Regions from separate parts of the Homo sapiens genome. Here regions 2 and 3 are each linked to region 1. Evidence: chromatin contacts called from ENCODE Hi-C or POLR2A ChIA-PET data. All regions are on one chromosome and are shown on one strand. Each heading gives the region's core, a stretch centred on a gene start or an enhancer-like site at or near the end of the contact. The rest is flanking DNA. Distances are from core to core; before and after follow the strand shown.

Region 1 (2,977 bases), core at 198-2,697:
CTGGTCTGTAGTAAGCCCATCATTAGCCTTCATCGACATGTTATGGTGTAAACGCATTTTAAACCATGGCAGGCTAATAAACACCGTGGAAACACAATTCTGTGTATTAACTGATGATCTTCTAAACTGGGGGGTGATCTAAATCCAGTAACACTTGACAAAATTTTATATAAATGCACAATGAAATGTTCTTTGAGTTTGGTTTTATTAAAGTTTAATTGATAGACTAGGAATTCCTGTACTTCTAAGACTTGATGCAAATGGTTTTTGTTTTTTTGTTTTTTGTTTTTTTTTGTCTAAAACATCTTCAGGATAGTGCAAAACCTCTTTTCTTTAATATATTATTATAAAACACTCATTAGTAGAGTCAGCACCAAAAATGTGAGATGTATTGGGAGTTGTGTTTTGAAGACAGTTCTCCTGATTCTAAACCCAAATTGTGATTTATTACCTTCCAAAATATGTGGAAGGGAGTGCGGGCCTTAAGTTCAGTGATGTCTAAGTACACTGCTGCTTGCAAGCCAGCTACACATTTCAGCTAACCGGATTAGCCTACTTCCAGTTAAAACCCGACTGAGGATATGAAAATAAATATGACTGATTCATTTAAAATCAGAAAAACACTCAATATTTTCTTCCCTCTATTTCTGGTATGCTAAGATATCACACGAGTGCGACTTAAGAAAAACTTAGAATCTTTTCATTTAAAATAAGCCATTTTTGTTTTAACCGAATGGTTCAGTTATTAAATGTCTACCTGAGTCAAGGAGCGAGGTCACACTGCAAACTCCACTTATTTCTACTAAAGGGAAATGGCCCGGACTCCCCCGCGCAGACCACCGTGCCAGGACAGCCCGCTCGGGAGTCGGGCCTGGAAGCAGGCGGACAGCGTCACCTCCCCGCAGCCGCCGGCTGGGACCCGCGGCCAGCCTTTACCCAGGCTCGCCCGGTCCCTGCCCGCATGGCGGTGCCCCACCTGGTGAGGACGCGGGCTGCAGTCCTCCCTCTGGGGATGAGTCGGTGGGCTCCTCTGAGCTCCAGCGCCCCCAGGGTCTAGACCCCTCCCATTGCTCCGCTCCCCTCTCCCCGTGGTCTCCCCACCCCCAACCCCCAGGGTTCGGCTCTCCTCTCCCGGGTCTACCCCACAGCTCAACTCCTTTCTCCCGGCTTCTCCCCGCACGGTTCGGGTCCCCTCTCCCAGTGGTCTTCCCGGACCCACAGCTCTGCTCTCCTCTCACCAGTCTCCCCAACTCCGGCTCTGCTCCCCTCTCCTTGGGTCTCGCACCGGATTCGGCCCCCACTTCCGAGCCCTGGTGGCTAAGCCCCTCGGCCTCCCTCCGGGGCGCAGGGGGTTGGAGGTACTCACGGCACCGCAGCGGGCCGGGGACTCCCGGACGGGGCTGGAGGGCGCGGGCGGCTGGTGGCTGCGGCTCCGCTGCCGGCCGAGTGGAGCGCTGCGCAGCTCCCGCCCTCGAGAAACCCCGCCGTGTCATTTGACCATATAAGGAGATGCACGCCTCGGCTCGCTGGCACCGGGCGTGGGGCGCGGGGGGCGGGCGCCCCCAGGCCTCGCGGTTGCCGTGCCCCCGCCCCGGGCTGCGGCGGTCCCGGCCCGTACCCTTTGTTTGCCAGGGCTCCTTTCTTCGTGCCCTCCGGGTCTTGGGAGCACAGTAGTTATCGGGAGCGTCGCCTCCGGCGTGGGCTCTCGGGCGCGAGTTTCGGACGAGGCCTGGGCGCGGTGGCAGGGGTCTGCCCACGCCGGGATCTCTGCCTGGTCCCAGGAGCGGGAGACTGGAGAAGCCCCAGGACGTGCCGGGGGAGGCGGAGGGAGGAGGGGGTCACTTCTCAGGAGGCATGTGCCTGGGATATATTTGCAAGGTGGACGTTTTTCCTTCTTACCCTGCAGATGCTTCTTTACGAAATGAACACCACAGATGACCATAAAGAATCCTTCGTTCCACTACGGAGGGGACTAAAGGAAGGTCCTATCCCCACCTCTCCCTCTCGGGGCCAGAAGACTAGTTAGACATCTTGGATTCCCCTCCAGGGCGGGAAAACCAAAGTGAGCTGGGAGCGTGCCTCCCACATTCCAAGCCCGGGCCCTCTGCGTGACGCTGACGCTGGGTAGGGACAGATGGCACTGTTCAGCATTGTCGCAGGGAGAGCACAGGTTGAGCCCATCCCTGGGAGAGGGTGCGTCGTGATGGAAACATTTGCTCCTGAGCAGGTAACCGGTCCACTTGCAGAAACCGGTGGACGATGAGTAGGTGGACCACAAAGGCGTCCTCGGCACTTTGGGGGCAGGTGTATTATTTTTAACATTCGGGGCAGCTCATAGGAATACATCCTCCAGAGAAGGCGGGAAGAACTCCGTGATTGCTTTCTTTTAATTGATACTCTCCGTCTGGTAGGCCTCATGGGTCTCCATCATGGAATCACAGAACTTGAGAATAAAGGGGCTTCATCACCTTAGCTTCCACTCGGTGAGCACTAGCTCTACCTGGTATCTCATTTGATCCACACTCCTTTAAGGTAAAGATTTTTACCAGATTTACGGTGAGGAAAGTTCAGCTCAGATTTGCTCCAGGCCACGTGAACGGTAACTGTGCCAGCTGAGATTTGAACTGGGATGTGGTAGATGGCAAAGCCATGTAAGTATATTACGGGATCAGAAATGCCTCTCATCCCTCAGTCACTCAGGTGACTCCAGAGGACTGAGACTTGCCATAAGCCCAGCCAGAACTAGATGTGCGGAATACAGCCCTCCCCCGACCCCACCCCACTGTGTCCCTGAAACAGGACGCTTTCCTGAAGAACCTGAGTTAAGGCCACCCTACCTGAATTTCCACTAAGTGTCAAGACAGGCTAGTATTTTGAAATTCAGAGCAAAGTTTGTGTAGAAAAGGCTCCCAGCCCCTGACAGCTACCTAGATGTGTTGTTGATATCGTTACAAATTAGGAAATGGTCTCCTAGTTC
Region 2 (2,977 bases), core at 213-2,712, 690 kb after region 1:
TAACATTTTCTCCCACTCAACCACTGCCCTTGCAGCTAGCTGCCTGTGAACAGGAGTGCATTGTGACTACAGGTGCAATTTCAATCCTGTGAGGTGTGAAGCTTGTTTGTTTTCGGAGACAGGGTCTCATTCTGTCACACAGGCTGAAGTGCAGTGGTGCGATCATCGTTCACTGCTGGCTCCAACTCCTGGGCTCAAGCCATCCTCCCACCTCAGCCTCCTGAGCAGCTGAGACTACAGGTGTGTGCCACCATGCCCAGATAATTTATTTGTTTGTAGAGACAGGATCTCGCTATGTCGACCAGGCTGGTCTTGAACTCCTGGTCTCAAGCGATCCTCCTGCCTCAACCTCCAAAGTACTGGGATCACAGGTGTGAGCCATAGTGCCCGGCAGTAGTTCATTGAAGCTTGGCCAGAGACCCTTGGCCATGAGCTTTTCAAATCATATCACCTGCTCCCCTAAGGGCCCATTTTTAACAAGCAGCACTGTATTCTTCTGTGGATCAGAATTACTGACCAGCATTTTGTAAACCAGACATTTTATATAAAGCTGATTCTTCAACAGAGGACAAAAACCCCTACTGTAATATACTGACCAAGAGCCACAGATTAAAGACAGAAAGACGGCGTGTGAACAGGCATTGCTATCCCTACCGCCATCTTTTTAAAGAGAAGACTGAGTCCCGGGGAACCCATGCTGGGGACGTCAAGCCTAGAAGAGCAGAGTCCAAGGACTGGACTGACTGCTCGTCTTCAAACATCTGAAGGGCTGTCAAGAGGAAAGTCTTTGTCTTGTTCTTGGAGAGCCCCAAGGGCACAACCAGGCCCCATGAGTGGCTGCTCAGTGAAGCCAATTTTTGCTCAGAATTCTGATAATGGAATGGGAGCTTCACAAAGCTAAGTGCTTCCAGCAGGGCGAGTGAACAGTTGTAAAAACTGTTTATAGAAATTCCTGTGTTTGAAGATGAAAGTTTCTTAAAGTCTGAGCCATGGGATACCCAATGGTGATTTTCAAGTACAACAGCAACTCACTGCTCCATCCCTGCTGAGGCTTTAGGAAGAGATCTAGTCCTCGATTCTTCTGAAACTTTCACTAAAATAAAACTAGTGTACAAACGTAAGGAGTGGTGGCAAGGCTAGATACAGTACGATCCACCGCCCCCTTCAGGCTACAGACAAGTAAACGAAGGCTCTGGGAAGGCAGCTGACTTGCCTATAAACCAGGCCGATGCTTTTCTAGTAGTTTCCTGATCTACCCTGCTTCTCCTGTCAGGTTACTGCAGCAAACAGGGAAACAGGTAAGCACAGTTGGGAATTGGGATTTATAAAGAGTTGTGTCTTTCCAGTGAGGTACATTTTTTTTCTGCCTGTGCCTAACACACCTAACATAAGATGACCTGGAGAGAGAAAAGCACAATACTATGTCATTGCACCTCCCTCAGGGTTAAAATGGAACCAAGAAGCCCACGCAAGCAGCAGATGTAGCATCTATGAAGAAAGTGTGAGTCAGAATCCACTTAAAATGATGTGTCGTACCTTTGATGTGATTTGGCACTTTGCTGCTGCTTCTGTTGTTTTTAAATTGGGTTCTCTCACCTTACTCTTTTTTGATTTCGAGTTCCCTTTCTCTCCTCGCTGAGAAACAAATTTTGTGAAAATAAACTGGGACATGGGAAGCATCTATTACCGAAGACGCCCAAATGCAGAGAGGAACCCCATTGAGTGGGTCCTTCCTGCACTGACAACGGATGGATTTTGCCTCCTGCCATTTGATCATGGATTTGGAAATAAAGAGCGTGGTTAACTGTCCAGGGTGACCTCTCCAGCTGCCCAGCATGCTCAGACACAGTTGTTCTGGGAGGTAATGAAGAAACACCATATCACCATTTCTGCCTCACATTTGCATATTACATCACTGCAACCTATCACCTTTCAAAGGGGGAAAATAGGTGTTATCACCTTTACCCATATGTATTTTCATTTTCAATGACAAGCTTTTAACACTTAATGAACAAAATTCCATTTTTAGTGATTATTACCAATTCCTTAGTCCTTTTCAATGCCTTTTAAGTTTTCCTCCCTTTATTTAAACCTAATCTTTAAGATTCAAGCTTTGTCAGATAGACAACAGGCATAAAGCAGAGACCATAATACAGGTGATTTTTCAGCATTATTTGCTATGGTCATGAGATTTTTTTCTTTAGCCTATTAAAATGATGGATTATATAAAGATTTTCAAATATTGAGCTAGTCCTTGCATCCCTGGAATAACCCCCACTTGGTAATAATTCCTTTTATATACTCCTGTATTCAATTTGCTAACATTTTATTAAAAATTTTTGCATCTGTACGAATTTGGAATACTGGTCTGTATTCTCTTGTGCTCTTTGGTTTTAGTATCAGGGTAATATTGGCTTTATACAAAGAGCTGGGTAATGTTCCTTTCTCTTCTAGTTTCTGGGAGAGATTGTATAGGATTGGTGTGAATTCTTTAAATGTCTGGCAGAATTCTCCAGTCAATCTCAGAGCCTGGAGTTTTTTTTTTTTTCTTCAGATTTTAAACTATGAATTAAATCATTAAATAAGCTATTCAAATTACAAATGTCATACTGAGAATTTCCTAGGATACGTTTCCTAGGAATTTGCCCATTTCATCTGAGTTTTCAAATTTATGTATGTAGAGTTGTAGCTAGTATTCCCTAGTTATCCTTTCAATGTCTATTAAGTGACATCCCTTGTTTCATTCCCATTAATGGTGTTTTCTGTTTTGTCAGTCTTATTAGAGGTTTGTGGCTTTTATTATTTAAGGAGCCAGTAATTTGTTTCACTGATATTCTCTATTGCTTTTTGTTTTCAATACTGATTTCTGCGCTTCTTATTTCCTTCCTTCTGCTTGCTTTGGGCTTACTTGGCTCTTCATTTAAATTTCTTGAAGTACAAGCTCAAATTATTGAGATTTCTTTCTCCTCTACTGATA
Region 3 (2,977 bases), core at 285-2,784, 520 kb after region 1:
TTGTCTGTGAAAGTGTAATTGGAGGTGAGGCAGAAATGGGTTTGTATGAGGGCTCCTGACAGAACGAGAAGGAAGGAGTGGGGGTGGGGGAGGAGAAAAGGAAAAGGAGAGCATCATATCTGCCTGAGAACGGTCCCCACCCTCACACCATGGGTTCCCATCTGAGCTCACTGGGGGACGCACATGCTGAAGAAAATGGCATCCCTATACACACAACGGGGCCGGAGTAGTGGGCACAGGCAAGAAAGGCCTCCCTGGAAGAATGCAAGGGATCCACACAGATGCACCCAATGTCTCTGGAAATGACTGGGCAAGACTTTGAGTGAAACTGGAGACCTGGCATTAATGAATGGGATAAAGCTAGAAAAACCAGAGTTATCCTTGATAATGTCACAACATGGAGTCCACAGGCTGGACAAACCTGGGACCATGGAAGCTATACTTTTAAGATCTTAATACAACGTTCAGTTAAAAAACCCTTCTGCTACCTATTTCCTTTAGAATACAAGATGCTAAGACCTGGAAAGCACCCCTTGCAACATCCATGTTTGACACTTTGGACAAAAGGGTTGGCTGTGCAATTCTTAGGACCCTCATCTCTGTCTGGACATTAGTGCCTCGCTATGGCCTGTGCCAAAACATGCGGTAGCGATAGCACACCCGTAGTAGATTAACATAAGTCATAGCCGTTCAGAAATTTCACCTCCTGCAAAAATGCGTTTAAGCTTTTCTTCAGGGAAGGCTGAGCTGTTGGCCCCAGAAGACTCTCAGCTGACCTAAACAACCCTTCTTTTTTATTTTCAAACAGTCTTAAATAGGTTTCTGCATGTGATGACAACAGACAAAAAGATAAATACAGTACATTGAAATTATTCATCTGGTTAAATATTATTGCAATATCTTGAGACTTTGCTAACTTCTCCTGGAGTTCAGATTCTCAGAGTCCTTTGTGTGAACCTCCACTTAAAATGCACAGCAATTGTGCACCTATTTGATAAACTTCCTCCTGTCACTTTCCGACACACACTGGCCATCAGTGCAAGCCAGTGGCTGAGACCGGCTCTTCTTATGCTGTGCTGTCAGCCACAGCCACTCTGACCATAACCCTGGGCCTCCTTTCTGCAGAATAGATTTGCACAAAGACCTCTCTCATAGCTGTTTCTCTCTGTCCCTAGAGGTCCCTGGGCTACGTCCTTGGGTTGGAACCCAAGCCAAAGCTAAGTGCAATGACACAATTGAGCTATTGTGTGAGCTGTAAGTAGAGGGAGGATGGCAGGGGCCCAGGGCTGACTCACCAGGCACACCTGCCTGGTCTGGCCTTCAGGGATCCCAGAGGGTAGAGACTGGGCCTCCTCATTCCAGGCCTTCCACCCCCAAGGGGTTGGGGACATCTCTTCTGCCTCCTCCTACTGTCCCCTGCTGCATTTCTCCTGGCCTTGTCTTCTCTCTACCTATGCAAAGGCCCAGAGGCCAGGCCCTAGACACAGTAGCCCCAAGCCACACCAGTTCTTCAGCAGCTGTGAGTGGAGCAGGAGCCCACACCCTACCTGGAGTCTGAGGTTGGGGATAAACTGGCTGCTGGCCAGACACTGTGTAACAGGGATGAGCTCCTTTCAGCCATTCATGAAACCTTCAGCCACAGCATTTCTAGCCAGATTAAGAGGCTGGGCAGCTGGGCAGCAGCCTGGGGGTATTAAGTGGAGCCCAAGAATGCTGCTCACAGAACTAGGTCCCCTGAAGTGATCCCTGGAGGAACCAGAAGTTTGAAAGGGTTGAGACCAGGAGCAAATGCAATAACACAGATGATGTCCAAGAGGGGAAATTATGCAGAGGAGGGATGGGTGCTGGCTGGGGACCTGAGATGGAGTAAGGTACCAGGCCCTACCACCAGGAGGCAGGCTTTTGGGGGAAAGTTCCAGAAGCAACTTGCAAGAAGATGGGAACCAGGCCAGAAAGTACATTCTTGGGGATCTCAGAGCAGATTTGAACTTAGTTTGCAGGCATGGCTGGTGCAGCTCTCTGCAGACTCAAACTATACAACATGAGTCACACATAGCTACTGAGCATTTGAAATGTGACATGTTCAAATAAAGATATGCTTAAGTGTAAAACCTATACCAAATTGTTAATAAAATTAAAAATGTAAAATATCTCATTAACAAGTTTTTATATTGATTACATGTTGAAATGATATTATATTGGATATATTGGATGAAAACATTTTTATTAAAATTAATTTCAACCTCTTCCATTTCACTTTTTCCAGTGGGTCTATCAGAAAATTTAGAGTGACATAATTGAGTCAGATTATAATTCTATGGGATAGTGCTGGTCTGGGCTGTTCACTTGCCTGAATTCCCAGGTTCCCCCAGCAGGGTACCTCCATATCTTTGTAACGCTGTGCAATACTCTTCTTAGAATATAGTGTATCTGCAAAAAGAACTAGGTGCTATCAGACAAGAACAGCTAGAAAACAAAAAAGATCTGTTGGATATTAAAAACAAGATGAGTCTATTAATAGATTTATTAGAATAATTGGGCATAATTTTAAGGTCATCTTCTATAATGGAGAGAAAAGATAACAAAATGATAGGAGATGCACTAAAAATCAAACCATTAGGAATTCCCATCCCCCAAAACAGGGAAGAAAATGGTGGAAAGAAAATTATCAAAAGTCCTGGGAGATAGAGGAAGGGCACACAAGGGAAGGGCCAAAAGTGAAATCCTCGTCTGTTATCATGGAAAGTCAATTAAAACCTGAGAAAGGTCAGTCTAATTGTATCCTTAGGGCATTTGGTCTGGAAGTGACTACAAGTGCTGAAAGTGGTGGTCTCTAAAGAAAGGGAAAGTGTTGGCATTACGAATTGGCGAGAAAGAGGCAGACTACTTAGCCTAGAGTGGGTGATCCCTAACCCTGTTTTTTCTTTGTTTTTGGTTCTTGTTTTGTTTTGTTTTTTGAGACAGGGTCTTGCTCTGT

The links. Hi-C counts contacts between places; a loop is a spot of excess contacts on that map. ChIA-PET counts read pairs that join two places held with the same protein, here RNA polymerase II (POLR2A). Pooled maps may share reads with other maps.
Region 2: a pooled map shows a loop between it and region 1 (3-fold over the local background). The contact joins the enhancer-like site here to the promoter of FHL2 in region 1. A Hi-C loop is called at or near these places in 3 of 50 pooled maps. POLR2A ChIA-PET finds 5 or more read pairs at or near these places in 3 of 52 experiments (IMR-90, activated T-cell and activated naive CD4-positive, alpha-beta T cell).
Region 3: a loop to region 1 is called in a map of heart right ventricle, with 3 times the contacts of the local background. The contact joins the enhancer-like site here to the promoter of FHL2 in region 1. A Hi-C loop is called at or near these places in 1 of 168 maps with a recorded cell type or tissue (heart right ventricle). POLR2A ChIA-PET finds 5 or more read pairs at or near these places in 1 of 52 experiments (endothelial cell of umbilical vein).

The regions. Positions count from the first base shown.
Region 1 is chr2:105,397,604-105,400,580 of GRCh38, forward strand. It overlaps FHL2 (four and a half LIM domains 2), which reads right to left and starts at 1,448. Exons shown (of 7, transcript NM_001318895.3): 1 at 1,239-1,448. RefSeq lists silencers at 1,182-1,401, 1,422-1,551 and an enhancer at 1,229-2,051.
Region 2 is chr2:106,084,374-106,087,350 of GRCh38, forward strand. No RefSeq gene overlaps it. Among named protein-coding and RNA genes, the nearest start is that of ECRG4, 20 kb to the left of the region's middle. Within about 2 kb of position 1,463, at least 2 of the 41 ENCODE cell types and tissues checked have a DNase peak (open chromatin) inside an H3K27ac peak, as active enhancers do.
Region 3 is chr2:105,918,182-105,921,158 of GRCh38, forward strand. No RefSeq gene overlaps it. Among named protein-coding and RNA genes, the nearest start is that of ECRG4, 150 kb to the right of the region's middle. Within about 2 kb of position 1,535, at least 7 of the 41 ENCODE cell types and tissues checked have a DNase peak (open chromatin) inside an H3K27ac peak, as active enhancers do; they include heart right ventricle, where a contact is called at or near this core.